Linked DNA regions of Homo sapiens: regions 2, 3, 4, 5 and 6 are each linked to region 1. A link is a loop called in an ENCODE intact Hi-C map of the cell type or tissue named here. Cell type or tissue: endothelial cell of umbilical vein. All regions are shown on one strand.

What was found. Hi-C counts contacts between places; a loop is a spot of excess contacts. Peaks named below come from ENCODE experiments on the same cell type or tissue, not always from the same donor. Only the 100,000 strongest peaks of a DNase experiment are listed, where the experiment ranks them.
Region 2: a loop joins it to region 1, with 8 times the contacts of the local background. A loop is called at or near these places in 9 of 110 quality-filtered maps.
Region 3: it touches region 1 in a loop (14-fold over the local background); 17 of 110 quality-filtered maps call a loop at or near these places.
Region 4: a loop joins it to region 1, with 15 times the contacts of the local background. A loop is called at or near these places in 77 of 110 quality-filtered maps.
Region 5: a loop joins it to region 1, with 12 times the contacts of the local background. A loop is called at or near these places in 42 of 110 quality-filtered maps.
Region 6: a loop joins it to region 1, with 8 times the contacts of the local background. A loop is called at or near these places in 17 of 110 quality-filtered maps.

What each region holds. Positions count from the first base shown.
Region 1 is chr17:61,410,230-61,415,229 of GRCh38, reverse strand. LINC02875 (long intergenic non-protein coding RNA 2875) reads right to left here and starts at 3,479. Exons shown (of 1, transcript NR_160788.1): 1 at 1,950-3,479. RefSeq lists silencers at 2,473-2,532, 2,553-2,612, 4,133-4,302 and an enhancer at 4,182-4,764. In endothelial cell of umbilical vein, CTCF peaks have their summits at 2,692 (motif pointing left) and 4,329; DNase peaks (open chromatin) are centred at 2,699 and 4,259; H3K4me3 peaks cover 2,020 bases; H3K27me3 peaks cover 1,561 bases.
Region 2 is chr17:61,634,065-61,639,064 of GRCh38, reverse strand. No RefSeq gene overlaps it. Among named protein-coding and RNA genes, the nearest start is that of NACA2, 45 kb to the right of the region's middle. RefSeq lists an enhancer at 2,823-3,117. In endothelial cell of umbilical vein, a CTCF peak has its summit at 2,939 (motif pointing left); a DNase peak (open chromatin) is centred at 2,924.
Region 3 is chr17:61,581,103-61,586,102 of GRCh38, reverse strand. No RefSeq gene overlaps it. Among named protein-coding and RNA genes, the nearest start is that of NACA2, 7.6 kb to the left of the region's middle. In endothelial cell of umbilical vein, a CTCF peak has its summit at 2,638; no DNase peak of the experiment used is centred here; H3K27me3 peaks cover 393 bases.
Region 4 is chr17:61,831,502-61,836,501 of GRCh38, reverse strand. The region is part of intron 6 of BRIP1 (BRCA1 interacting DNA helicase 1); the gene reads left to right. Among named protein-coding and RNA genes, the nearest start is that of BRIP1, 30 kb to the left of the region's middle. In endothelial cell of umbilical vein, no CTCF peak of the experiment used is centred here; no DNase peak of the experiment used is centred here.
Region 5 is chr17:60,718,189-60,723,188 of GRCh38, reverse strand. All of the region lies in intron 5 of BCAS3 (BCAS3 microtubule associated cell migration factor), which reads right to left. Among named protein-coding and RNA genes, the nearest start is that of BCAS3, 43 kb to the right of the region's middle. In endothelial cell of umbilical vein, a CTCF peak has its summit at 2,262 (motif pointing left); a DNase peak (open chromatin) is centred at 2,248.
Region 6 is chr17:61,571,896-61,576,895 of GRCh38, reverse strand. No RefSeq gene overlaps it. Among named protein-coding and RNA genes, the nearest start is that of NACA2, 17 kb to the left of the region's middle. In endothelial cell of umbilical vein, no CTCF peak of the experiment used is centred here; no DNase peak of the experiment used is centred here; H3K27me3 peaks cover 178 bases.

The DNA.
Region 1 (5,000 bases):
CCCAAGAAGGAAATAAATAAGACCCAAAGTGGGAGCTGGATGAAGGAACTGACCAGCCAGTCCAGGGCTAAATGTAAACCAGTCCCAGGACAGCCTGCCACAGGGCTGAGCCAAATGCCAGGGGGACTTTGAAGCCCAGGCGTGTGGAGCAGGAACGCCAGGCTCCAGGAAAGGACACAGGCCTGGGGTCGGCCAGAGCCTGGTGTGGCCCTGTGACCTGCTTCTTTGACGCTGTATGACCTTGGGCCATTTTGTCCTCTGTAAAATGGAGATAATCATACCAGCCACCCCGTGCTGAGAATTCAATCAAATGTCTGCATGTTTATTAAGCACACAGTGGCTGTTCCACAGCTGCTCCTGTCGGGCTGAGGAGCAGGCACCATGGAGCCAGAGGACATCCTGCTTGTTCTCTTTGGGAGAGAAATAAATAATATTGAGAGCAAACATGAGCCATGCCCTGAGCTAAGCACAGGATGCAGCCCCCTCTCGGGTAATCCTCTCAACGCCCCTGTTAGGGTTTTACACTGAGAAGCCCCTGCCCGACCAGGGGTCCTTGCAGGCCCAGCTGGGCTGACTGGAGCCATGAGGCCACCCTCCCCCGGGCCTGCTGGACTTGGGCTCTGAGCCAGGCTGCTTCTCCCACGGACACACCTCCTGGCCAGGACATCCGGGCACTCCCTCCCCTGCCCCGTTTGCCCTTTTCCTGCTGCAAGCCTGACTCTCACCCATCATCACTTCATCAGCGAAAGTTTCCAAGGGCCAGGCCCAAGGGATTGTGAAAGAGCTCCGTCCTTTATTTACTGGATGGCCTTGGGCACCTCACTTCATTTCTCTGAACCCCAATGTCATGTCTGTGAAACGAGGACTCATAGTCTCCACCCGGCCAGTGAGGGTCGGGGAGAGGCCACATGTGAAAGCGCATTGACTGCCATGAAGGCTTCCTCGCAAGTAAGAAATTAGCCTGGGGGACCCCCTTAAACATGGGTGCCTGAATGGCCTTCATTGGTATCGCTTTCTCTCTTTGGGGTCTCTCTTTGGAGAGAAGTCACACACAGTCAACAAATTGTAGTGCTGGGCACCAAAGTCACCCCCGCCCCCCCGCCCGCAACCCACTAGTCTGCATCTCTCCAAAAGCAGCTTGCTCGAGGTAGAAGGCCAAGCTGTGACTGACAATCGCACCCCACAGGGAATGGAGGCAGCCGGGACTTAGAATGTAATTTCCTAATTGGGAATTCATCCAGGCCACCAACCCAGTCCCCCACCCCAAGAATCTTGGCCAAGGTCCTCAAGGTCTGTGACTCCACCTATCCCTCTGGCTCAGGTTCCTCAAGCATTAAATGGGAACATGGCTCTTCTCTGAAGCAGTTGAGGCTGGGGGCGGGACGGGGGGGAAACTGGACCCAGGTCAACTGGCCATTCGCAGATCAACTGGATTTTAGTCCAAACTACTTATTTTGCAGATGAGGCTTCTGCAGCCCAGAGAATAAAGTCACATTTTCAAAGAGCACTCACAGCTCTAGAGGCAGAGTTCGACCTTGTACCTATCTATCTCCTGTCCAGTTTTCCTACCAAGCAGCTGCTTCAGCCATAGATGAGCATGTAGATAATTATTAAATCACCAAAGATTTGGTCCTATTCTCTGCTACACTGTACTTTGAAAGAGAAAAGAGCTGAGAGCCTAGTGCAGGGACGACATCTGGCCTGGGTCCCATCACCCAGCCGGTGACTGTATTGCAGTGGAAATGACCCTCGACTGGTGTTAACTGGGCTGCTTTCTAGCCGTGTGCCCTTAGGAAACGTGTGTAGGGTTAATCTCTGAGGGTGCCAGAGCTCATCTGGGGACATAAAAGGTCAGCTGGAAACAGGCTTCTAAGCCCCACCCCCTCCAACTCTGGCATTCCCCAGCCAACGGGTCTTACATCCCCAGCCTCCCATTGAGACTTGACCCAGAGCATTGGTGGCTTTTAATCCAAGGGCGAGATTCTCAGGCTGACCCCTGGGCCCTCCCCAGTCCCCACCACCTCCCGCTGGAATAACGCAGCCCAAAGCCTCCCCTATGGAGGCAGGAACTTAGGTGAGCAGCTCCACAGGGCACATCCTGCCCTCGACCCTGAAGACCCCGCCCTGAAGAGCCGGATGAGGGTGGTGAGGAGGGCGGGTCGGAGCCGAGGGGGCCCTCTCCGCTGGAGGAGCGCTGGATCCCCGCCGATCCTTCCCCTATCCCGCCCGTAAGTCCTCACCGTCGAGTGGGCCCCGCGCTCCTAGGGCCGTGCGCCCCGCGCGCTGCGGATGCCAGCCACAGCCCCCTTCGGAGGGGCCCAGGAGGCCGGAGGCCGGCGGCTCACTTCCCGCAGAGAGAACGCGAGGGCCCAGCCCCGCGGGCGCGCAGAAGAGGACAAGCTGGGGTCTGCAGCAGCCTGGAAGGTCGCCGAGCTGGCGCTGCCGGGCGGTTCTGGCAGCAGGGGAGAAGGCCCCACCCCGAGCCTCAAGCCCTCCGCTCAGTGTGTCCGCAGCCCCGGAGTCCCTCGGTCCCTCGGCGGCCTGTGCCGGGCTCCGGACCCGGCTCTGCCTGTGTCGGTGGCTGTGCCTCCGTGCCCCGCTTGCCGGGGTCCGCAGTCTATCTCCCGCTCTCGCCCGAGGCGGGCTGTGAGGCCGCGGCCCGGGCCCTGGCCTGCAGCGCCATCTCGTGGACCTGTGAGGAGTTGCCGAGGCCCGAGGCCTGGGCGGGCTCTGGGTTCGCTCCCACTCGTGCTCCCGGCGGGGAGCTGCGGGAGCTGCCAAGAGGACTCGCTGGGAAACCAGGCGCGGCCGTCAGCGCTGGAAATCGGTGCTTCCGGAGTGGGTTTGGGGTCCCCGGCCCCATCCAATAGGAGGAACAGATATGCGCCTCCGGAGAGCCCAAAAGGAAGTCCAAGTGCAAAACCGCCCCGGGCGTGCTCGGACACGTTCAGCGCCCGGCAACCAGCCTCCACCCCGAAGGCGCTCCCGGGAGGGTGCCCAGGAGACCCGGAGCTCGGGCTTCCTCCCAAGAGGGCGGGGGCTCCCTCCGCTGCCGCCCTGTCCTGCGAGCAGGGAGCGCTCGGCCTCCTGCGGGATCCCGCCTGACCGCCGGTGCTCCGCACCTCGGGGCCAAGGACAGCGAAGGAGGGGGAGGAAGCGGGACTGGATTTTGGGTCCTTCCCAGAGCGGAGGAAGGCAGGCTCGGGGTATAAATCCAGGGCTCGTAGAGGCTGTCCCTCAAGGGGCCGTCCCATAACCGGGAAATAGGGGGTCCCGGCCTCAAGCCGGGGCGCTTGAGCGTGAGAGTCCCGGGGAGAGCGAGGCTGAGCGCGCCCCTCCCGCCCCAGGAGCACCCCACGCAGGAGTTCGCGGTCAGCTGGGGAGGCGGGCCCGGGAGCTGCGGCCTTCGGGAGGGCAGGGCCAGGCCATACCGGTGGCTCCGGTTCTCCACAGCAGCGGCGGGGGAGTGGAGGAGGAAGGGCTTGAGGGCTCGGAAGATTCCGATTAACCCGAGAGGAAATGAGGTCCCCTGGGCCTTGGGATCCGGGCGGCTTAGCCGCTAGGGGTCTCTCGGAGCCCCTGCACTCACACCCTCCATCTCCGAGTTCCTCCGGGAATCGCACGCGCCACCCCACACCGACACGCACAATTCCCTCTTAGACCTCACACGCCCCACACGCGAGAGCCCGAGGCGACAGGCTAGGCCGCCAGCAGGTATCGCCATCGTCCCAGCACTGGCCCTCCTGCCACGCGTGTGCCGGCGGCTCTGCCGTCCAAGGACCCCGGGCCAGGCCCTGAAGGGTTAAGGAGGCCTTGCGGCACCGGAGCGGCGGGTACGCCGGGCGCCTAGGCTAATTGGCGACCCCGGGGACAATGAGGGCTGGGAGGCCGGGGAGGAGGGTGGCTTAATTGGACATGGGAGTGGCCTAGCCTTTGTCTGGGACAAGGCCCAGCCGCCGGCCGCGGGTTCCCGCAGTCGCACTCAGGCTACCAGCTGGGGCCCCGCGGAGCGCCGGGTGGGCGACTCGGAGGGGACATGTGCGGCGGGAGGTGGCGGCGAAAGTGGTGTGGGGGATCTCGAGGCCCTGGAGTCCCACCCCACCCCACCCGGGTTGCTGCAGCAACGACGCGGCCTAAAAACGGCCGCGACTAGGCCGCCCCGCCCGGCCTTCGCAGGCACCCGCCTCCCCCGCGCCCATGCCCGCACCCGCACCCCTCCCGCGACCCTAAGTCGGTGCTGCCCCCTGGTGTCCGCAGCCCTGTACGTAGGCCGCCGCGGGCGCGCAGCCGACTCTCGTCTCCCTCCTAATGTCCTGCTGAAAGTGAGAAGCCGCGGGACGCAAACGCGCCGCTCCTCTAGGAGTATGAGAGGCGTTTCAGCCCAAAGCGACCTCCAGCAAACGCGCTGCCCACGAGCTTCTATTTAGGCTGGAAAACGGGCTTCTCTGTCCCTGTCGGGTTCCCGGACCTGCCCGCAGGTCTGAGGCAGGGAAGCCAGAACCCACCCTCTGGGGTTGGGATACGTTCTACTGCAACCTCCCACTCGTGCACTGGCTGAGTCCCCTCCCTGCTCCAGCCGCATTCGGCGTGGCCTGGGGGCAGCACCATCCTGAAGAGGCGGGCCTGGTTCTCTCTCTCTCGCTCCTTGCAAATGTATCGGCCCACAAAGGCGTCCTGGGAGTCTGGGGGCCCAACTGTCCATTCCACCTTCACCATCACCGTTCCTCCATCTCAACGTCCCTGGTGTTTTGGAAGCCAGCACCCTCCCCAAGCCCCACCCTGTGCAGTGCCCAAGGTGGGCAGCCTGTTGGGGCAGGGCGTTCAGGGTCCCCAAGGCTTAAAGAGGAGAGAACTGGGAAGGAGGTGGCGTGCTCGGTGACCGACCAGACCCAGGGCTAAAGGAGTGCCCGCCCAGCTCCCACTGCTAGAAGTGGGGGCTGGAGACACCTGCTAGCTGGGCAAGGAGGGGGAGCTCACCGGCGCGGGGTGGGAGGCAGCTG
Region 2 (5,000 bases), 220 kb before region 1:
TCTGCTCCATTGGTTTATGTGTCCATTTTTATGTCAGTACCACGCTGTTTCAATTACTATGGTTCTGTAGTATAATTTGAAGTCCGGTAATGTGATTCCTCCAGTTTGTTCATTTTGCTCAGGATACCTTGGGCTATCCTGGATATTTTGTGGTTCCAAATACATTTTAGGATTGTTTTTTCTATTTCTGTGAAGAATGTCATTGGTATTTTGATAAAGATTGCACTGTATCTGTAGATTGCTTTGGGTAATACAGACATTTTAACAATATTGATTCTTCCAATCCATGAACCTGGAGTATCTTTCCATTTTTTATGTGCCCTCCTCAATTTCTTTCATCAATGTTTTATAGTTTTCATTGTAGAGATTTTTCACATCTTTGGTTAAGTTTATTCCTAGGTATTTTATTTCATTTGTAGCTATTATAAATGGTATTACTTTCCTGATTTCTTTTTTAGATTGTTTATGGTTGGCATATACAAATGCCACAGATTTTTATGTTGATTTTGTATCCTGCAACTATACTACATTTATTAGTTCTAATAGCTTTTTTGTGGAGTCTTTAGGCTTTTCCAAATATAAGATCATATCATCTGCAAAGAGGGATTATTTTCTTTCTTTCTTTCCAATTTGGATGCCCTTTTTTTCTTTCTCTTGTCTGATTTCTCTGGCTAGGATTTCCAGTACTATGCTGAACAACAGTGGTAAACGTGGGTATCCTTGTCTTGTTTGAGATCTTAGAGGAAAGGCTTTCAGTTTCTCCCCATTCAGTATGATACTAGTTGTAGGTCTGCCATATATGGCTTTTATTGTGTTGAAGTATCTTCCTTCTATACCCAGTTTTTTGAGGGTTTCTATTATGAAGGGATGTTGAATTTTGTCAAGTGCTTTTTCAGCATCAATTGAAATGACCATATGATTTTTGTCCTTCATTCTGTTAATATGATGTATCACACTGATTGATTTGCATCTGTTGAACTATCTGTGCATCTTTTGAATGAATCCCACTTGATCATGGCTAATGATCTTTTTAGTCTGTTTTTGAATTTGGTTCGCGGGTATTGTGTTGAGGATTTTTGCATCAATGTTCATCAGGGATATTGGCCTATAGTTCTCTTTTTTTTATTAGTCTTTGTCTGGTTTTGGTATCAGAGTAATACTGGCCTCATAGAATAAGTTCCTCTATTTTTGGAATAGTTTGAGTAGGATTCGTTCTTCTATAAATGTTTGGTAAAATTCAGCAGTGAAGCCATTGGGTCAGCTTTTCTTTGCTGGGAGACTTTTTAATACAGCTTTGATCTCATTACTTGTTTTTCTGTTTTTTTTTTTTGTTTGTTTGTTTTGTTTGTGTGTTTGTTTTTGAGACACAGTCTCACTCTGTCACCCAGGCTGGAGTGCAGTGGCGTGATCTCAGCTCACTGCAAACTCCACCTCCTGGGTTCAAGCAATTCTTGTGCCTCAGCCTCCCAAGTAGCTGGGACTACAGGCATGTGCTACCACACCAGGCTGATTTTTGTATTTTTAGTAGAGGTGGGGTTTCACCATGTTGGCCAGGCTGGTCTCAAACTCCTGACATCAAGTGATCCACCCGCCATGGCCTCTCAAAGTGCTGGGAATACAGGTGTGACCCACTGTGCCTGGCCTGATCTCTTACTTGTTATGGGTCAGTTCAGGTTTTGGATTTCTTTATGGTTGAATCTTAGGTTGTATGTGTCTAGGAATTTATCCATTTCTTCTGAGTTTTCCAATTTATTGGCATATAGTTGCTTATAGTAGTCTCTAATGATCCTTTGAATTTCTCCAGTATCAGTTGTAATGTTTCCTTTTTCATCTCTCGATTTATTTATTTGGATCTTCTCTCTTTTTTTCTTAGGCTAAAGGTCTTTCTATTTTGCTTATCTTTTTAGAGAAAACAAATTTTTGTTTCATTGATCTTTTGTATTTTTTTATTTAGATTTTATTTATTTATACTCTGATTTTTATTATTTTATTTCTTCTACTAATTTTGGCTTGTTTGCTCTTGCTTTTCTGGTTCTTTAAGATGCATTGTTAGGTTGTTTATTTGAAGTTTTTATACTTTTTTGATATAGGAGCTTACTGCTATAAACTTTGCTCTTATTACAACTTTGGTTGTATCCCATAGGTTTTGGTATGTTGGGTTTTCATTTCCACTTGTGAAACTTGCTAATTTTTAAATTAATTAATTCAACAAATAGTTATTAAGTATACACTCTATAGCAAGGACTGTACTGGGTCCTGGAAATACAAGGGAGAACAAAGCCAGACACTAGAGATCATAGTCCAGTGAAAGGAGCAGACAAATTTTTAAATTATGTAAATGGTTAATTAAATAAGTAATAAATGTAATCAAGGAAATGAAATATCTGTACACTGAAAACTATTAAACATTGATGAAAGAAATTGAAGAAGTCACAAATAAATGAAAAGAAATCTTATGTTCATGGATTGGAAGAATTAATATTGTTAAAACGTTCATACTAGCCAAAGAATCTACAGATTCAATGCAATCCCTATTAAAAATTCAATGACTTTTTTCACAGGACCAGAAAAAAACAATACTAAACTTTGCAACCACAGAAGACCCATAATGGCCAAAGCAATTTTGAGAAAGGAGAACAAACTGAAGACATCACACCCCCTGATTTCAAACTATATTACAAAGCTGTAATAATTCAAACATTATGAAATGGCATTAAAAACACATCTACTAATGGAACAGAATAGAGAGCAAAAAAAAAAAAAAAAATCAATGCATTTATGGTTAACAGACTTTTGGTAAAGATGCCAGTAATACAAAATGAGGAAAAGACAGTCCCTTCAATAACTGATGCTAGAAAAGTTGTATACTGACATGTGGAAGAATGAAATTAGAATAATGAACGTTTGTGAGAGTCAAGACAACCCTGGGCTTAAGGCGCCATCTAGTGCTGAAAATGAGGCAGCAATCTAGGAGTAAAGGGATTCAACAAACAATTGTAAAAGACCTCTTAGGAAACATAACCTAGAAAGGCCAAAACAAGAGATGAAGTGAAGATAGGTACAAGTAACTAATCCTTGAAGCATAGGAACTAATCCTATGAAGCCATAGATGTACATCCACAAGAAACAACAGCAAACGAAACTATGACCTCCCCAAGTCAACAAAGCAAGGAGGCAGTGATCAACCCTACCATAATGGCAAAGTGTGAGCTCTCAGATCAAGCATTAAAAATAGCAGTTTCAAGGAAACTCAGAAAACTCCAGGGTAACATGAAAAAGCAATTCACAAATTTATCAGAAAAATATAGCGGAGATAGAACTAATAAAAACAATCAAATGGAAATCCTGGAACTGATAAATACATTTGCTGAGCTGAAAAAATACAATAGAGGCTCTCAACAGCAGAATGAATTGAGCCAAAAAAAAGAATCAGGAAGCTTAAAGATGGACTATTTGAAAATACACAGTCAGAGGAGAAAAAAGAAAAAAGAGTGAAAAAGAATGATGAATACCTACAGGATATACAAAATAACCTCAAAAGAGCAAGTCTAGGAGTTGGTGTTCGAGAGGGAGTTGAGAAGGAGCAAGGTGTAGAAAGCATATTCAAAGTAATAATAATAACAGAAAACTTTCCAAACCTAGAGAAGGACACAAATATCCAGGTACAAGAAGTTCAGTGATCACCAAACAGATTCAATCCAAATAAGACTGCCCCAAGGCATATAACATTCAAACTCTCAAACATCAAGGACAAAGAGAAGATCCTAAGAGCAGCAAGAGAAAAGAAGCAAATAACACGTAAAGGAGCTCTGATTCATCTAGCAACAGATTTCTCAGCGGAAACCATACAAGTCAGGAGGGAGTGGATGACATATTCAACGTCCTGAAGAAAAAAAAACTGTCAACTGAGAGCACCGTACCCAGCAAAGTTTTCCTTCAAACATAAAGAAGAAAGTCTTTCCTAGATAAGCAAAAGCTGAGAGAATTTATCACCACTAGACCTATCTTACAAGAAGTGCTAAGAGGAGTTTTCAATATAACAGAAAGTGATCCTAATATGCAAAAAGAAAACATTTGAAAGTATAAAATTCACTGGTAAAAGTCAGTATATAGACAAATTTGGGATACTGTAATATTGTTAGAGTTGAAAGAGTTGAAAAAAAGATATTCTATGGAAACCATAAAAGAGCAGAAGTAGCTAAGCAGAAGTAGCTATACTTATATTAGTTAAAATAGATTTCAAGTCAAAGACAGTAAAATAAACAGGGTATATATAGTGATAAAAGGATCAATTCAGCAAGAAGATTCAGTAAATATATATGTACCCAACACAGGAGCCCCCAAATATATAAAACAAGCATTAATAGATCTAAAGGGAGAGATAAGACTATAATACAATAATAGTAGGGGACTTCAACACCTCACTCTCAGGAATGAACAAATCATCCATACAGAAAATCAGTAAAGAAACACTGGAGTTACACTACATTCTAGACTAAATGGACCTAACTGACATTTACAGAACATTTCATCTAACTGTTACAGAATACACATTCTTCTCATCAGCACATGGAATATTCTCTAGAATAGGCCATCTATGAGGCTACAAAACAAGTCTTAACAAATTCAAAAGAATCAAAATCATATCAAGTATTTTTTCTGACCCCAGTGGAATAAAACTAGAACTTAGTAACAAGAGGAACTGTGGAAAATATACAAACATATGGAAATTAAATAACATGCTTCTGAATGACCAGTGAGTCAATGAACAAATTAAGAAGGAAATTTCAAAATTTCTTGAAACAAATGCAAATGGAAATGCAACATATCAAAATCTACAGGATACAGCAAATGCAATACTAACAGGAAAGTTTACAGCAACAAGCACCTGCATCAAAAGAGTGGAAAGCTTTCAAATAAACAGCCTAATGATGCACCTCAAGAAACAAGAAAAGCAAGAACAAACCAAACACAAAATTAGTAGAAGGAAATAAATATTA
Region 3 (5,000 bases), 170 kb before region 1:
TTTAACCATGATTCACATTAAGAAATACATTTGATCTTAAGACCCAAAGTTGCTATCTTCACTGTGTCAAATGTACCTTTGCCGTTATATCTATTTCAATTTTTAAAATTCTAGTCAGAACCCAATAAATGGGTCAAAATCCATAGATTGAAAATTCTTGCTTTAAATTGTCCACAGCTTAAAAAAAAAAAGTATGAGTTAAATGAAAACATAGATTAGTCCAAGTCAACTTTAGTAACTTGATATGATCATTTCTTTTCCTCGCTGACAAATATGTACTTTAAAAAAAAGAGAAACCTAGTGTGCTTGAATTAATATTTTCTTTTTTCTTTCTTTTTTTTTTTTTGAAATGGAGTTTCACTCTTGTTGCCCAAGCTGGAGTGCAATGGCGTGATCTTGGCTCACCGCAACTTCTTCCTCCTGGGTTCAAGCAATTCTCCTGCCTCAGCCTCCCAAGTAGCTGGGATTACAGGCATGCACCACAATGCCCAGCTAATTTTGTATTATTAGTAGAGATGGGGTTTCTCCATATTGGTCAGGCTGGTCTTGAACTCCAGACCTCAGGTGATCTGCCTGCCTCGGCCTCCCAAAGTGCTGGGATTAAAGGCGTGAGCCGCCACACCTGGCCTAATATTTTCTTATAAGACTCATCTAGGAATATAGAACATTTTGTTTGCCATCTATGAATTATTACAATAAATGCTTTTTCTGAATTTTGCACCCATTTTTAAATAAAGGAAACGATACAAATGGTATTCTAATTCCATTTAAAAAACTTTCAAAAGAAGGAAGTTATTAATAAATGTGCTCAACGTTACATATTTTTAGGATACTGACAAGTTTTTGCTTAGGTTGCCTGTTCTTATTTTAATGTAATAGTGCAAAAAGGATAGACAGATGTATTTGTTGTTTTTGTTTTAAATCAGCTAGTGTGAACTTTCAATAGCAGATTTCTGCGTTCTCATATAAATCATTTGTATCAGATTCATCTGTTCATCTGTTCCTTTTCATATGGTTTATCACAAGTGGGTTGCAGCTGGCAGCCTTACAAACTGGAATTTGGGTTCTATTAACAGCTCCAGTGAACAATTTCTCTCTAGTATCTGGGCTTCTTCATTGCTACACACGCTGAACATGGCTTTAGCACATTACTTAAAGCTCCCTCAATTAGAAATTGCAAGATAGCTGTCATCAAACTCATGTAATGTGGACCAGTCAAGTGTCTGGCAGAATTCTTATGTGCAACAGATTAAATACATACATTGTTTTCTCATCTTGAAGCAAATACATTGCTTTTATAGCTAATGGAAAAATCAGAAGTGTTTCCATTATCTTAGTTTTAAAAATATGTATACAACAAAGCAAATCTCAAAGTAAAATGCATGTTTTTTAAATATCACATTTAGGAAGTGGATAAAATAGCTTTATTTTCATCAGAGTGAAACTTCAGCATCATTTTTAAGATGTGAAATATAAAAATAATGAGGGATTGGTAGCTTTTGAGTAAGTAGCATAGTTGCTAAACATAATGAATTTTACTGTTTGGCAAGTTCATGTAAAATTCACTCAACTTCTAAGCAATATTGTGTCATACGGTAGAAAATGCACTAGGCTATGTAGAAGGCCTGGGATCTGGGCTTAACCATTTACTGATAGTGTAATTTTAGATGATTTGCTTAACCTTTCTAGGCCTCAATTTCCTAATTTTAAAAATGAAGGTGTTGAACCACATGGTTTCTAAACTCTATAGTATCTTGGGAATAGTTAGGCTTGAGTTATGTATTTAGTATATGAACATTAACAGACAGGAATTACGACTCTTTTCTTTCCACATTAATTAGTTGGTACCTAACATCACACATGTAGGAAGTAAAAACAGTGTCTTTGTTTGAATGCCATAAAGTTTAATAAACATAAAAAAAAAAATCTCTGACCCCTCTTGGAAACTAATAGAAAAGAGGTTTCTAAAAGTCTATTCTGGGCCATGCACAGTGGCTCAAGCCTATAATCCCAGCACTTTGGGAGGCCGAGGCATGAGGATCACTTGAGGCCAGGAGTTCAAGAGCAGCCTGGGCAACACAGCGAGACCCCATTGTTACAAAAAATAAAAATAAAAAAATTATCTGGGTGATATGGTTTGGATGTTTGTCCCTTCCAAATCTCATGTTGAAATGTATTCCCCATTGTTGGAGATGGGGACTGGTAGCACGTGCCTGTACTCCCAGCTGTTTGGGAGGCTTAGGCAGGAGGATCGCTTGAGCCCAGGAGTTCAAGGTTGCAATGAGCTGTGAACATGTCACTGCACTCCAGCCTGGGCAACAGAGCAAGAGCCTGTCTCTCTCTAAAAAAAGTTTAAAAGCCTATTCTTATTATCTAGGCAAAGCTAGTGATTACTATACTAAAACAATAAATTCTATAGAAAAACCATTAATGAAGGCTGAGAGAGTAATAAAACAGTGTGCTCATCCACTCATATCAGTGAAAAAAGGCAGTGTGTTTTTATACAATTGAATTCAACAAAAATTATACTTACTTATGAATACCAGGGCTACCAGAGACAGGGAATGGTGACCATCTGGAGCTAAGAAGTTTCTTCTTCATGTAATCACAGTGATGACATCATTCATAAGTGGCAGAACATAGTAAAGCATTTATCTTTCATTCCACAAGGTGGTGTGTTTTCTGTTTGAACTAGCTGGGTGTAGTATATGTATTCTGAATCTAATGATGTGCTTTTTAAACCGTTTTCTTATTTTTGCCTTGTTTGTAGTACATCATTTAGAATCTTGCCTCTGGGTCTAACAAATTGCTCGATGTCAATGCAGATACGTATAGTTGTTCCCAAATGGATAACATATGCCAATATTTTCTGTATTGCCCTCAATGAACACACTTCTGGGCATATTCTTGACCCTGATCCCAATAAGAAGTCCAAATGTGTTCTCTCTCAGCAAGATCAGCTTCCCCTGTGGCTATTATTTTAAAAATTAAATACACTTCAGAAAAATAATATGATCCTTTACCTGTAAATATTATTTGCATAAATATAGACCTGAATGAAGTTTGTGAAATAATATTAGAAATTATTCAGAACAAAAAGTTAAGTATTATTGGCAATAAAGTCCACCAACTTTAACCTCTCTAAGGATCTACTTAGAGACATCCAAATACCTGAGATTCTGCCTTTTTCTCTCTTGCACAATAACTTCTTCAACTGAGCCTGCTCTCAAATCCTTATTCTCAAATGAATTCTAAGGTTAGTTTCAAGGAATCCAGGTTAAAGATGTTTGGTTTCTGATTATTTGTTTGCCTTCCAGATATTTGTTTCAAATACATCTGTAAACTGAACATCAGTGGTAAGCAAATGTTGGCCATTTAGCCATTCATTCATTTATTCTCTCACTCATTTGTTAAATATTTATTGAGTGCCTTCATTGTTGTAGGCATTTTGTTAAGCATTGAGGATGCAAAAATGAAATGAACTCTCCCCTAAGAGTAATATTAATGATAGTACTCAGCAAAGTAAATGAAATTTAATAACTTTTTATTTAAAAAATAATCCTTTATTTCAAATGATTTTTTCTATTGTTTTCTATTATTGATTTGAAGTTATTATTTCACTTATTTGTTGCTTTCTTGTCTTCAAAACAGTTTAGGCTAAGAGTTATTTATGGCTTTAACACCACATCTTGCCAGAAAAAAAATGATTAGTAAATGCATTTAAACATTTTATGAATTTTAGCTGGCTTCTAATTATTATTTTATTCTAATTTTTGCTTTAAAACAAATTTATATTTTCACTGTATGCTTGGGTCCTGGAATGTTAGAAAAATGGCAGGAAATCTCTCCCAGCAGGTCTTTGGGGAATGGATCTCAAAGGTTATGTATTTAGAGAAGATTATAATGGTCTGAGCTCAGAGGTCAGGAGCCAGTACACACCACAAAAGCAAATATAATTATTAATAGGACACATAATGGAAAGTTTAACTGTGTATAAGAAAAATCAATAGTAGTCTCTTTCCACTCTAGGAGGGGTTGTCAGGTTAAAGAGTGTCCTGGTTCAAATGCAAAACAAAACTCGTGATCAAATGCCTTCCTAAACTAGAGGATAAGTTCAGGTGTTTACCTTTAATAGTCTTTCTGCTCAGGGCATTAAAAATTGTGGATGAAAATGAAAAACATTCTGTATACCGAAAGAAAATAATGCTGCTAAATGGTAAGGTAATTCTTATTCAAACTAAAAACGCCTCTTTTTCTTTCACTCAAATTGAGTCATCAGAATGTGTAGTATTATGCTTAAGCCAATAAAAGGAAGAAAGAATAAAATACTCAGAGGTAAAACATGTCCATACTTACACAGTTTCAAGTTAGAAGTGGTTGGCTAATTATCTTACTAAGTTGCTATCCAACTACAATGCTTGGGGCTTTAAATTTCTGAAGTGCTGCACAAATATTAATGAATTGATTCTTACAACACTTTTTAAAATGTGTGTGTTGTCACTGAGATTTCTAAGACAAAGAGAGAAATTTCAAGTCATTTTAATGAGGGTACACTGGGCTGGAGGGACTGTGGCAAGTTTAAGATATCCTTAAATAAGTTAGTCCTGTTCCAGAGGCAAGAGAGGTACTTCTGGAACAATTAGGGAAGAATTCAAGATTGGATGTGATTACAGGCCAAAATAAACAATAATTGCTACAGATCAGAGTAGAGAGGTAGAAAGCCAGATCAATCTTAGAGCAATGGGCTATTTTGCTTCTTAAGTAATGGGAGGCGTTAACAGACTATGATTTCATCTTGCATCCATACGACCTCAGCACTGTAGCTGGTTTGAGACTAGGGGAGGGAGTTGCTCTTCCTTAGGTAACTCTGAACACATACGTAACATTAACTATCCCTGCACTCAAAGGCCATTTCGTTAGCATCTAAGATGGGTGCAATCTTGCTTGTCAAATATTCCCCAAACAAGAGACAATAAAAGCCAGGCATTCCCCAGGGGCAA
Region 4 (5,000 bases), 420 kb before region 1:
AATTTTTACTCAGATCCTTATACCTAAGAGGGTATGACAGTATTGTTAAATACAGGTGACTTAATGCAGATTTAAAAATAGTTTTTGGCCAGGCATGATGGCTTATGCCTGTAATCCCAGCACTTGGGGAGGCTGAGGTAGGTGGATCACTTGAGCCCAGGAGTTTGAGATCAGCCTGGGCAACATAGCAAGACCCTGTCTCTACAAAAAACAAACAAACAAAATTAGCTTGGTGTGGTGGCTCATGCCTGTGGTCCCAGCTACCAGGAGGCTGAGGCAGGAGGATTGCTTGAGCCCGGGAGGTAGAGGTTAAAGTGAGCTGTGATCATGCCACTGCATTCCAGCTTGGGTGACAGAGCAAAACCTGTCTCAAAAAAAAAAAAAAAAAAAAAAGAGTAATAACATTTTTTGAAAAACCTTTAACATTATAAAAACCAATACAGAATAAAAATTAAAATGTTCTCCCTTATGTTAACCCCATCTCCCTTTCTGCTTTCCAGAAGGAAACACCATGAACACTTTCATGAGGATCTTTCTAGATCCGTTTCTATAAATTTATAAGGATATTTTTAATAGTTCTTTTACAGTTTTGTTTGTGCATTTAACTCTCTTGTTTATGGGATTTATTTTCATGCATGTATGAGGTCAGGCTCTAATTGCATATTTTCCCAAATAGTTGATCAGTTGTCCCAGTGTCACTTAATCATTTTTCCAGTTTTGAAGTTTTGCTGTTATCATGTACTAAATTGTTATATGTACTTGGATTGGTTCCTGGACTTTTTTTTCTCTTTAATTTTTTTTTTTTAACAGTATGTGTGAAAAAATATGTCAAAGAATTCCACTTGGCTTCAAACAGAAAAGCAGTAGACCCCTGCCCTAATTCTATTATTCACCAATTCCCACTATCTGAAGTAAATAATTTTCAATTATTTATCCTTTGTATTCTGATAGTTTTTGAAGTAGCATGCATATTTTGCTTTTCTCTTGAGTTTTCGGTTTTAGATACTTTCTGTTGTCTTCCTCCTATTCTTTTCTCCTTTCTCATTACTTCTACCCTTCAGCCTGCCAGCATTTGGTATTTGTATTGTTATAATTCTATAAATATTTAAACTTATTACAGTTCTTTCCCCAAACCAGTATTTATTTTTTTTGGTGCTAGTAGTTGTCTTGTCCTTTGCTTAGTTTCCTATGTACCTGTAACTATTTATCTCCAAACTCTCTGTTAGAAAGTAAAATCTATCAGTTCATTTAAATACATCAGGTCAAGATGTCCATATTTTTAGACTTTCAATATTTAGTGGAAATAATGAAAAATACTCTTTTATATTGAATTAAATTTTATATTTCTAAATAACTTTTTTCTGAATATAAAAGCATCATCTAAGAGAAAATTTGGGAACCACCAAAATGTGTACTTAAATTATTAACATTAATCCTTAATTAAACTGTCTCCTCAATATCAACCCCTGATATTCTGCCTGCTGTCTATTCTTAAGTGCGCACATGTGCGTGCACACACACATGCAATGTTATCTGTTGCTGTAACAAACCAACCATTTATTTAGCTTACTGTTGTGGGGGTCAGCAATTTAGGGTGGGCTCAGCTGGGCATTTCTTCTGCTGATCTCAGGTGGCCTACTCATGTGTCTGTGGTCAACTGCAGGTCAGCTGTAAGTCAGCAAGGCAGCCCTGCTTCAGGGAGTTGATTGGTAGTCAGCTGGGACCATGAGGTGGGTCTCTCTCATCATCTAGCAGGCTAATTCTGGTTTATGTATATGGTGGCCTCAGGGTTCCAAGAGCAGCAAGAGAACAAGCCCCAGTGTACAAATGCCTTTTGAGTCTGTTTGTGTCAGGTTTGCTAATGTTCCAGTCACCAAAAGCAAATCACATGACCAAATCCAGACTCAAGGGGTAAAGCTCACATCTTGGTAGGAAGAGCTACAAAGTAACCTTGAAAGGGAGCTTATATACAAAGATAAGTAGAATTTGTTGCCATTTTTGTTACGTAGTATATATTACATATATACCCAGTATCAACTGAGTATATATGTAAACATTTCCACCATAGAGAACACTACTATGTTTTCTCCAGGCTCTCAAAAAAATCGTAATTATTGGGCCGAGCGTGGTGGCTCACTCCTGCAATCAGGTGTTGTACAGAGCTCAACCCCTGTAAAGGGGTTGATACTGTAGTATATATTACATATATTTGTTATGTAGTATATATGACATATATTACACATATATTACATATATACTCCCTCCCCACACACAAAATTAGGATTATAGTATATAGCTTTTATTTTTCACCTAATATATCACGGTCATAGTAAAATTTAGCAGGTCTATTTTGATGGATACTTTTTTGTCGTAATCTTTTTTCCTATGCCAGTGGTTGGCAAACTATGACCCATGGGCAGAATACAGCCTGCTGCCTGCTTTTATAAATAAAGTTTTTTTGAACGCATTTTACATTTGTTTATACATATTGTCTGTGGAACTTTTGCGTTATAACAGTAAAGTTGAGTAGTTGTGACAGAGACCATATGGCTCACAAAACCTAAAATATATACTCTGTCTATTTATGTATTTTTCTTTTCTTTCTTTTCATGTTCAGCCAGCAGGAAAATCTCTGGCCTTTTAGAGAAAAAGTTTGCCAGCCCGTTCTATACTATTGTAATCTTGGTTAAGTTAGGCCAGAGGTTAGTGGAGTTAGTGTGAATCTCTTGCCTTGTCTGCAAATTTGCCTAGGGGTAGGATGATAGAATGGATGACTAATTGCTTGAGTATGTCCTTCAGCTCCAATAATTATGGCTTTTTTTTTTTTTTTTGAGGTGGAGTCTTGCTTTGTCACCCAGGCTGGAGTGCAGTGGTGCAGTTTTGGCTCACTGCAACCTCCACCTCCTGGGTTCAAGCAATTCTCCTGCCTCAGCCGCTCGAGTAGCTGGGATTACAGGTGCCTGCCACCATGCCTGGCTAATTTCTTTTATTTTTAGTAGAGACAGGGTTTCGCCTTGTTGGCCAGGCATGTTTCGAACTCCCAACCTCAAATGATCCGCTTGCCTTGGCCTCCCAAAGTGCTGGGATTACAGGAGTGAACCACTGTGCCTGGCCCAGTAATTATAATTTTTTGAGAGCTTGGAGAAAACATAGTATTCTCTATGGTGGAAATGTTTAATTCTCAAAAGTTTCAAATCTTCTTTATCATATTGAGTGAACTTGGTGAATATTTCAGAGAAAGTTGACAAAATTCAGCCACTCCTCTAAGTTTTCTTGATGTGTAGATACATTAATGAAATAAATATGTATAGCAACCCATCCGACATGAGTGTAGCTATTCAGTGGTGATAGTATCTGCAATTGTCATGTAGAACGTTTTCATTCATGGATACTGGGTGTGGAAAGATAACTTTACCTTTGAAAACTACTTCGTTAATTGACCAACTGTCTGCCCAGTAAATTTATCTTTCGGTTATTTTAGCTTTTTAAAAGTTTGGCTGTCACAAAATTATAGAGAAATTGGAAGTACAATCCAAATATCTTTTTTTATTGAGCCATTTAAGAGTATGTTGTTGCCCTGATGTTCCCTCACCCTGAAATACTTTAGTGTCTATGTCTTATAAGCAAAGACATTCTTATACATAATCACAATATAACCATAAGAATCAGGAAGTTAAAATTGATTCATTGTTGCCATCTAATACTCAGAACCGGTTTAAATTTTAGCAGTTGTCTTAATAACGCTTTTATAAAAGCAAAAGAATCCAGTCAGAACCATGCATTGCATTTAGTTATCACTTTAGTAACTTCTTCAGTCTGGAACACTTCTTCAGTCTTTCCTTGACTGTCATGATTTTGACACTTCAGAATATTACAGCTTATCTAGAATGTCTCTTAATTTGGGTTTTCTCATTAGACTGAGGTTATTTATCTTTGGCAGGAATGTCACAGAAGTGATGCCTTCTGCTCATTGCATCTTATAAGGTGGCACGCAGTTTCATTTTTTCTCATTAATGATTGATAACTTGATTAATATGATATCTGCTAGGTAAAAAATATAACTTTACAGTTATCTTTTTGCCTTTATAAAAGAGGACTTTATGGGGAAGAACTCTGAAATTATATAAATAACATGTCCTTACAAAAATTCAGTTTACTCATTTTATTTATATCTTTATGGACTTGTGATTTTCCATTTTATTCGGTGAGTTATAATTATTATATGATTTGTTTTGGTACTCAAGTGGGAAACCAGTTAAGTTGCTTGTGTCTTTCTGACATATATCAATCATTCTTGGAACGCTTCCTTATTTTTTGGCAAAAGATAGTGTTCCAGGCTCACCTTATATTTTCCCTGCCCTAGTCTCGGATTCAGACATTTCTCCAAGGAACCCTGGTTCCATTTAGTGAAAAATAACATTTGAACGCTGTGTTCTGGGAGTTAGTTTTGCTCATTGCTGTTGGAGTTGCTGCTCCAGGCCCTTTCAGCAGACAGCTAGAGAATATACACAATGTATTGTGTACACAAACCCAGACTCATAGACATATACATTTATGTCTATATTTTTTCTGTATCTGTCTGTCTGTACACTGAAAATTATGAGTGTTTATACCAATACATCCAGTTCCATTCCAGTACCAGAGGGCCCATTCTAATTTTCTTCCTTTCTGTATGTTTAACTGAAAAACCTTGTTCCTGATTCCTCTGAAAGTTAAAAACAGAATTACCATATGGTCCAGAAATAACATTTCTAGGCAAATATCCAAAAGAATTGAAAGCAGGTACTCAGATACTTGTACACCAGTGTTCATAGGAGTGTTATTCACAATAGCCAAAAGGTGGAAACAACCAAAATGTCCATTGATAAATAAACGAATAAACAAAATGTGGTGTATACATACAATGGAATATTATTGAGCCTTTAAAAGGAAGGAAATTCTGACATGTACTACAACATAGATGAAACTTGAAGACATTATGTGAAGTAAAATAAGCCAGT
Region 5 (5,000 bases), 690 kb after region 1:
ACAGAGACTGAAAGAATGACAAAGCAAATAAGGCAAAATCCGTAATTGGTGAATCTCCACAATGAGTAACAGGAATACCTTATATACATTATAAAATTTTCTGGAAGTTTGAAATTTATTGCAAAATAAAAAGCATTTTTTGAAATAGGGTCTTGCTGTGTCCTGTGTCGCCCAGGCTGGAGGGCAGTAACGTGATCATAGCTCACCACAGCCTTGATCTCCTAGACTCAAGTGATCCTCTCCCCTCAACCTCCTGAGTTGCTGGAACCACAGGCACATGCCACATTTTTGGTCAAGACAGGGTCTATGTTGCCCAGGGTGGTCTCAAACTTCTAATCTCAAAGGATCCTCCCACCTCCTCCCAAAGTGCCAGGATTACAGGCATGAGCCACTGTGCCCAGCCTAAAAAGCATTTTTTTTTTTTTTTTTGAGACAGAGTCTCGCTCTGTCACCAGGCTGGAGTGCAGTGGCGCAATCTCGGCTCACTGCAACCTCCACCTCCCAGGTTCAAGTGATTCTCCTGCCTCAGCCTCCAAAATAGCTGGGACTACAGGTGCCCACCACCATGCCTGCCTACTTTTTGTATTTTTAATAGAGACGGGGTTTCACCATGTTGGCCAGGATGGTCTTGATCTCTTGACGTCGTGATCTACCCACCTCAGCCTCCCCAAGTGCTGGGATTACAGGCATGAGCCACCGCACCCAGCCCCCTAAAAAGCATTTTTAAAACCTCACAGAAGATATCAACACATCCGCAACAGAATGGCCAAAATCAAAAAGACTGACAATACCAAGTGCTGCTGAGGATGCAGGACAAACAGAACTTCCACATAATTCTGGTGAGAGTACAAAGTTGGCAAAAACACTTTTGAAAACTATTTGGCAGTACCTACTGAAGGTAAACATGTACTTATCCTATGACACAATAAATCTACGCCTAGGTCAACACCCAAGACAAATGAGTGTTTACGTACACCAAAAATTACCATTTTTTGTTTACATCCATGAAAAATTACCATATATAAGAATTTTCAGAGCAACTTTATTAATAATACTCAAAAACTGGGAACAAAAATGTCTATCAGTCATATAATGGATTTTTCAAAATTTATTGTATTCATATGATAGATACAACACAGCAAAATTAATGTTACACACAATAGCATAAAAACAAATCTTACAGTCATAATGTTAAGAGACAAGCCAGAACATAAGAGCATACCTTTTAAATCTATGACCATATTTCTTAGACATTCAAGAATAGAAAAAAAGAATCTATGGTGATAGAAGTCAGAATAGCAGAATAATGGTTACTTGGAGGTGGAAAGAGGGTAGTACTGCCAAGGAAGTGGCACAAGGGATTCTTTTGAGGTACTGGAAATATTCTAGATCTTAATCCAGGATGATGGTTAGAAGGTTATATATATATATATTTTCAGTCTGTACACTTCAGATTTGTGCATTTTACTGTATGTATATTCAATAACATTTATCAGAAAAAAATTGCATTCCACAGACTTATAAATCAGCTTAGGTCCAAATAATATATTGTTTTAGAGTAGAAAATCATCAAAAAGATCTCAAGTAAGAAAGAGTCCAACTTACAATGATAAATTTCAAACTCACAGTAATGTCTACTGCCTATGTCAAATCAACAAGAGTCACGCCACTATTCGCACACAGGGAAAAATTAAGTTTCAGATGCAAGAGTTCTCTGGAGTGATACTTTAAGAAACATACTACAGGAAAAGATATTTTAATCCACCAATATGGTTAAATTCCAGAAATTACTTCAGTATTACTCTTCATTTCTGCTTTTATTCATCCATAACAACCAATGTCCTCCCACTGTATCTACAGTCTAAGGATCCACCTATTCTCTTTCCAGGAAGAAGAGAATGCACCAAACAAAATAAGGTCCTATTCTCAACAAAGGCAATTTTTTTCACTGGACTTCATCCATATTCAACCTCTCTCTGCTTGCCAGTGTACCCAAATCACTAACTTTATATTACTCCCAAATGAAACCCATAAAAACTGTTTCCTGGCTAACAATCTTAACATGGCAAGGTCTATTGGCACCCAACCTCTAATAAATAGTAGACTAATTGGCATTTACCTCAAGAATGCCCTTGCATATTTGCTCTAAAGCTTTTAGTGTATAAAAACTACACAAAAAGCTTTAGGGCAAAAATTTCCTTTCAAGGAGCAGCCGCACTTTTCTTAGCTCAATGTGGTAGCGACACCTAGTGTTAGGTCATTGAAGTACCGCATATACACAGCTCCAAGAAAACACTACAAATACTAACTTTTGAAAAGAAAATACAGTCATCTCTCTGTATTCACATGGGGTTGGTTCCAGAATCCCTGTGGACACCAAAACCTCCAATGCTTAAGTCCCTTTTATAAAATGGCATGGTATCTGCACATAACCTATGCATATAAAACCTATGCACATCCTCCTATATACTTTAAATCATCTCTAAATTACTTACAATACCTAATACAATGTGCTATGTAAATAGCTATACTGTCATTTTTATTTGTGTTATTTTTTATTGTTGAATTATTTTTTACTTTTTTCCCAAATATTTTCTATCCATATTGACTGAATGCACGTATTCAGAATCCATGGATATCCAGGGCCAACTGTATACTGTTTCACACAATACAACTGCCATATTTTAGGTGATGTAATAAATATATTCTCCATTTTTTAAGAAAAAAATAAGCATTTCAAAAGAAGATAAGACGCTGGGCGCAGTGGCTCATGCCTGTAATCCCAGCACTGTGGGAGGCCAAGGCAGGAGGATCACTTGAGCTCAAGAGTTCAAGATCAGACTGGGCAAGATGGCAAAACCCCATCTCTACAAAAAAATATATATATACAAAAATCAGTTGGGCATGGTGGTGCACACCTGTGGTCCCAGCTACTCGGGAGGCTGAGGTGAGGGAATCGCTTGAGCCCAGGAAGCGAAGCCGTGATTGCACCACTGCACTCCAGCCTGGGTGACAGAGCAAGACTATGTCTCAAAAAGAAAAGAAAAGAAAAGAAAACTAAGTTGCCATTTAAACAGATAGCAAAAAGTATGCGAAAATATCAGAAGACTTTTACCACTGAAACTTTAAGTGAGAACCCTTTATTACTTATAAGACAATATGCTATACAATTTTTGCTTTACATGATTTTTAACATAGTGTAAGTCTAATAATCAAATTCTATTTCTGCTAAAATGATGCCATCTTTCATACTAAGCAGCACTGGTCCCCAGGTCAAGACTCTGGAAACATCTTTAACTTTCTTCTCTTCTAAACGTCTAACCACTTACCATGGTTTTTGGTAATCCTCTCACAACAACAAACTTAGTTCAGGCTCTCAACATCTAACATTTAGACAGTGTTGAAATTCACTCCTAACTAGCCTTATAACCTTTTCTTTTCTCCTGCTATTCATCCCACTGCAACCACAAAATCAATATTACAGACAGCTTTTGGAATGTATGTTACCAAAAGATTCTCAACGAGTCCAAATTATTATGGCTGAAAGAATAAGTTCAACTCCTCATCCTGCAATTCAAATCTCCTCCTTGAAAATTCTGTATCTTATTCTCATGACTACAAAGAATGTATAATGCTAAAATGAATGTTAATAATCACAGAAATGTTATTTGTGTGAAATAAAATAATACATGATTGCATGTCTAAACATACTCATCAAAAACTCCTTCTCCAACTGGATGTCTTGATGATAGTGTTTTTCAAACTGTTTGTCATAAAAGACGAATTATTTTTTGATTTTTCTAAAAGTTGGCACAAATGATACTTCTGTAAACTATATACATATGTTTGGATAGTGTGCACTGGCGAATACTATAGGTTTTGAAAGGCTTACTCTCATTTTCTGCACTTTACCTTTTTGCTGCCAATAACAAACGATTCGCTATCACCAGTTTATGGACCAGCAACAGTCTATGGTTCACACATTTAAAACCAAACTCACTACCTTTCCACCCAAATCTGCTCTTCACATACCTTTCTTATTTTTAAAAGTGATATTACCTCTATTCAAAAATCCTCCAATGGCTTCTACAACTAAGTTTTTTTGTTTGTTTGTTTTTGTTTTTTTTGAGACAGAGCCTCGCTCTGTCGCCCAGGCTGGAGTGCAATGGCGCGATCTTGGCTCACTGCAAACTCCGCTTCCTGGGATCACGCCATTCTCCTGCTTCAGCCTCCCAAGTAGCTGGGACTACAGGCACCTGTCACCATGCCTGGCTAATTTTTTTGTATTTTTAGTAGAGACTGCGTTTCACCATGTTAGCCAGGATGGTCTCGATCTCCTGGCCTCGTGATCTGCCCACCTCGGCCTCCCAAAGTGCTGAGATTACAGGCGTGAGCCACAGCACCCAGCCTACAACTAAATTTTTTAATGGGCAAAAAAATTATACAAATAATTGCTAAAATATATATAAATGGCCAAGAAACATGAAAAAGTACTCCACATTATTAGTCATCAGGGAAATGGTAATGCTAAATGAATCCTCAAGGTATCACCTACCAAAATAGCTAAAATTTAAAAGATCACAAAAATTCGCCAGGCATGGTGGCATGTGCCAGTAATCCCAACTACTCAGGAGGCTGAGGCATGAGAATCAACTGAACCCATGAGGTAGAGGCTGCAGTGAGCAAAGATAGCATCACTGCCCTCCAGCCTGGGCAACAGAGCAAGACTCTGTCTAAAAAAATTTAAAAACTAACCAAATATTGAACTCTAGTTAATTATATGCATGCAAAAGTAGTTAGGGGAAAGCATGTTGATGTTTGCATTTCCTCTGAAATGCAATGAATAAGATGGATGTGAGACAAAGTACAGTAGGCAGCTGTATGAACCCCTTCTGGTTCTGAGGGTTGCCTGAAAAAAAAACTGGAAAAAAAAAAGTATAGTAAAATTTTAAGGGTATATTCTAGTTGAGGGGTCCCCCAATCCCTGGGCCAGGTACTGG
Region 6 (5,000 bases), 160 kb before region 1:
GATGCTTGCAAAAGTTTATATGTTTCTGAATGTATTTTAAGTATTTAGAGTTATTTGAAATTTATGCTTCCCTCTATAGACATAATTCTAATGGATAATTAAAAATATCATGCCCAGAGAAAAATACCTGAAGATGACAGAAGGATAATAATTGTCTTTTCTCTTCAAGGCAAGGAAAAAAACCTGCTTATATCTTGAGAAAGCATAGGTATGATTCAAAGCAATAAGTAATAATTATTAAGATATTTCTATTTTATCCCGAGTATTTCAAAGGATTGATTATGAGCTAACTAGATTTTTCTGCTTAACCTTTTGCTTTGCAATAAAATTGCTACCAATTTTTTCTTAACTATTTTATAAACAAGCTGAAAAACTTGCTTCTGTACTGAATGACTTTCTAGTAATATGTACTACCAAAGCTATAAAAACATAAAGCTACCATTTTTAATTTAGATTTTCTCCATAACACTAAATAAGCTTTCCAATTTGACATCTCATTTTTCTTCTCTAGTCCATCTCTTAGGAGCTAAATGGGTTGTCACAAATTATTCTCCTACTATTCCATTTGAGAAATTGATACCCATTTTACAGATAAAAATTTGAAGTAAACCTCTCACTAGAGAGGTAAAAAGAGGAGACTAATGTTCTTGCAAGGACCTCAGTACAGATCTGAACAATAAGAATCTCTAAGTGTCTGCACAGATTACTTGAGATGACTTTGAATAAGTCACTTAACCCTTACATAACTTATTTTTCTCATCTGCCAAATGAGAGAAAAGAGTGGTTTAGTTATATGGCTTACGATGACCGAAAGTAGTTGTATAACATCAAGTAATTGTGTATGTTCTGTTGCTGGGAAGGATATCAACACACTAATATTTTTAATATAACCTATACATTTCCTGTGGTATTTTTATTCACATTTGGGAAACTAGTCAAACTCAATGTAAAATACACTGAGATGCTATGAAGGTATAAATAAGATAATTCAGATGATGATATTTTAAGGAGATTATGAACATTGATTTTTATTATTTTGTTCTTTGATGAGAATTGAGATATAGGAGGAGCAAACTTAGCTTGCGGAACATAAGATGACTCATAATGAGACAAGAAAAATTTTTTAAAAAGTGTGGGACAGAAGAGATCAAATGCTTCGCTGAAAGAAAACAAACTTGGAAACAAGTTAAAGATGGAAATGGTAGACATGTGTTTCATTTTTGTGAAATTGGTTGGTTATTTCTGGAAGGGTTGCGTGTTTTATAAATGCAGTTTATGTATTGGTTGGATGCTAATTGTTCAACCAGAAAAAAAAAATTTTCTAGAAAAAAGACTGATGCCCTCTGCTGTTATCTTATTTTCTTCTGCCTCTGTCAGAACAGAGGGAAAGGGCAAAACCCAAGGCAAAGTGGTCAGAGGGCAATCCTGTGAGTGACATTTGAAGCCAGCACCCCGGGGGCTGAATTACCTGCCTATGAATGACTGTGCCACAGCTTCACCCAACTGCCCTCTGAAGTGAGTTCGTAGCATCATCCAAGTACATGAACATCATTCTTTTGAAAAAGTTCCTGTAGTAATACCATCTAGAAATGTGTGCCATGGAACTTCAGGAAAACTCATATCAAGTGGAAGCATCTTCTGTATGAAATTTCTCTTGAACTGAAACTAAAATGGGTTCCTTTGGTAACCGGGAGAAATGTCTGCCAAAAATTCTTTTGGCACTAACGAGTACGTCCCTACTCAGGAAAGCAACTTGAAAGACCATTTAAAACGTGTGCTGGCTGGCCGGGCCTAGGATCAGTATTTGTTCAGATTATCAAAACATATGGAAAGTCCTGGCTGCAGATGGCAGCATCACACTAATGCATCCTTTCCAAAGCCTCCCAGGGCTGATGTGTGAGAAAGAGCCATAAAAGCTCTTTGGTGCCCGGAGGACTACAGTTCACTCACTTTAAAAAACAGCCAGAAGTTTTCATTTTTGGGAGTGAAAACTTGCCTCGACTCTGCAGGCATCCATTTCTAAAGTCGCTGTGATCAGACTTATTTGTGGGGCTTGGGAGACAGACACGATGAATGTGTATTTTATTAAAGCTCAATTGTAGGGCCCTTGAAAACACAGATTTGTCAGCATTTCACATTAATAGGCTTTTTATTTGTTTGTTTTTCTTCCTGATTTATAGACAGCACCCCATTATAGAGGCAATATATCTTCATTTAAATAACTTTCAAGTTATTTATGACTGGCAAGGACTTTGAGGCTGGGGTGTTTTACTTTGTTTTATTTTTATTAAGAAGTTCATTCTGGTTCTAGGGATAACAGTAGAAATAAAAGCAATTTAACAGAGTTCCCTGGATGATTGAAATAATCTGAGTTAATTGCATGACGGATCCAAATTTTTCAGGAGAATGTTTTCATTTCCAGCTATATTCTAACTTAAATTTATAATGAAAATGATACGTATCAATAAATGATGAAAGCTCATTATGTGACAGATACTATGTAAGACTCTTTTATGTCCTATTTCATTTAACTCTTGCTACACATCCATAATTATTCTCACTTTGCATCTGAGGAAGCAAGGGCAAAGAGAATCAGTGACTTGCCCAAGATCTCACAGCTCATGATGGTAGAGCCAGGCTGAAACGCAAGAGTTTTCATAAGATCAGTTCCTTCAGAGCCATGCCAGCTTCTTCTCTGAGGAGAAAGACAGGCTAGTAAGTAGGGCAGGAGAGCTTCAAGACCGAAAGTGGATGTGACTTGTAAGCACTTGAAATGGGTGGTGGGTGATTTTTAAAATTTGTTTGTTTCTTTATTCAACAGATACTTATCGAGTGTTTTGTATGTACCAGGCCCAGGATAGGAATGGAGGAAACACCAAGATCATCTATAATACACAGTTCTTGATCCTTTGTCATCCACAAGGGGAACCCAGCACACACACAGGTCATTGAAATATGGGGCACTCTGTCACTGCATTTAGTGCATTGTATTATACAACAACACGGGGACCCAGAGAAGGCAGACCTTACCTGGGGTAGAGGAGAAAAGAAGCATCCTGAAGGAGATGAGGCTTCAGTTGAGCCTGGTGAGCTAACCTGGCCTATTGGAAGGGATGGAGGAAGGGCATTCCAAACAGAGGGGCAGCAGAAACCAAAAACAGCATGGCATGCACCTTAAGTGTCAACCAGCTGCCACACTAAAGTGCACAATTTAGAAAAGAATTGTGTCAAGTTCAAAGGGAAGCATCAGAGTCACCATTCTCATCAACCCCTTAATTAACCTAAAAACTGTTATAATAATGCTAAATCTCAAGGTCAATTATACGGCACCCTCAACCACCAAAAGTATAGTGAAGAATCTGGGAGGGGAAAAAATACAAAAACTAACATTTATTGAATACTATTCATATCATCTCAGTCACTGATTCCCATTAACCCTGTGATGTTAATATTAATGTACCTTGGCCGGGTGCAGTAGCTTACACCTGAAATCCCAGCACTTTGCAAGGCTGAAACAGGTGGATCACTTGAGGTCCGGAGTTCGAGATCAGCCTGGCCAACATGGTGAAAACCCATCTCTACTAAAAATACAAAAATTAGCTGGGGGATGGTGGCGCACACCTGTAATGCCAGCTACTTGGGAGGATGAGGGAGGAGAATTGCAAGAAGTTAGGAGGCAGAAGTTGCAATGTACCTGTTCTATGATATGTCTTTACAATGCTAAGGAACTTGCTCATAGTTAAGCAACTAAGAAACGGCAGGGTCAGGGTTGAGACCCTGGTGACTCTAAAGCCCGCGCTCTTTTAATGGTTTCTTTCCTTATAGGACCCCCAAGAGGAGCATCTCAAAATCTGTGTACTGTGACTTTCTTATGCACTTTACCCATCAGAAAGTGCCTCAAACTCTAACTCCGGTGGTTTACTTTTATAAATCACAAAACTATTCCCATTGCCAAGTCCTCATCATCTCACATATTGATTAAAAATCAACCTCCCAGCTGGATGCGTGGCTCATGTCTATAATCCCAGCACTTTGGAAGGCCCAGGCAGGCAGATCGCTTGAACCCAGGAGTTCGAGACCAGCCTGGCCAACATTGTAGAAACGCCGTCTCTACAAAAAACACAAAAATGAGCCAGGCGTGGTGGTGCGTGCCTGTGATCCCAGCTACTTGGGAGGCTGAGGTGGGAGGATTGCAGTGGGAGGATTGCTGGAGCCTGGGAAGTTGAGGCTGCAGTGATCTGTGATCACACCACTGCACTCCAGCCTGGGTGACAGAGAGAGACCCTGTCTCAAAAAAAGAAAAAAAGAATTAACCTTTCAACTCCCTCTGTCCTCAGTCTCACCACTACCAGTTCAGTTTTTTCCTAAAATAGAACTAATCACATCATTTTCCAAACAAAAATCTTTACTGCCTTCCAGTTGCCTTCATAATAAAGCTCAAACTTCTTAGCATAGTACTGTGTTCATGGCTGTTCTCTTAACCCTGCGCTCATCTGTCTGTTTCTCTCCTTTTTATTTTTATTTTTTTTATTTTTTGAGACCAAGTCTTGCTCTGTCACCCAGGCTGGAGTGCAGTGGTGTGATCTTGGCTCATTGCAACCTCTGCCTCCCAGGTTCAAGCGATTCTCCTGCCTCAGCTTCCCGAGTAGCTGGGATTACAGGTGTGTGCCACCAGGCCCGGCTAATTTTTGTAATTTTAGTAGAGACAGGGTTTCACCATGTTGGCCAGGCTGATCTGGAACTCCTGAGCTCAAGCAATCCACCCGCCTAGGCCTCCCAAAGTACTGGGATTATAGGCTGAGCCACAGCGCCTGTTCATCCCACTACCTTTTACCATGACTGTAGTGACACTGGACTACTTACTGTTGCCTGAATATGGTATGTTCTGTTTCCCTAAAATGTACTTCCTATCCTTCTTAATCTGACAGGATCTGACAAAATTCAATTAATCTTTCAAGGCCTAGTTTAAATGTCACATCCTCTATGAAACCTTCTCCTAT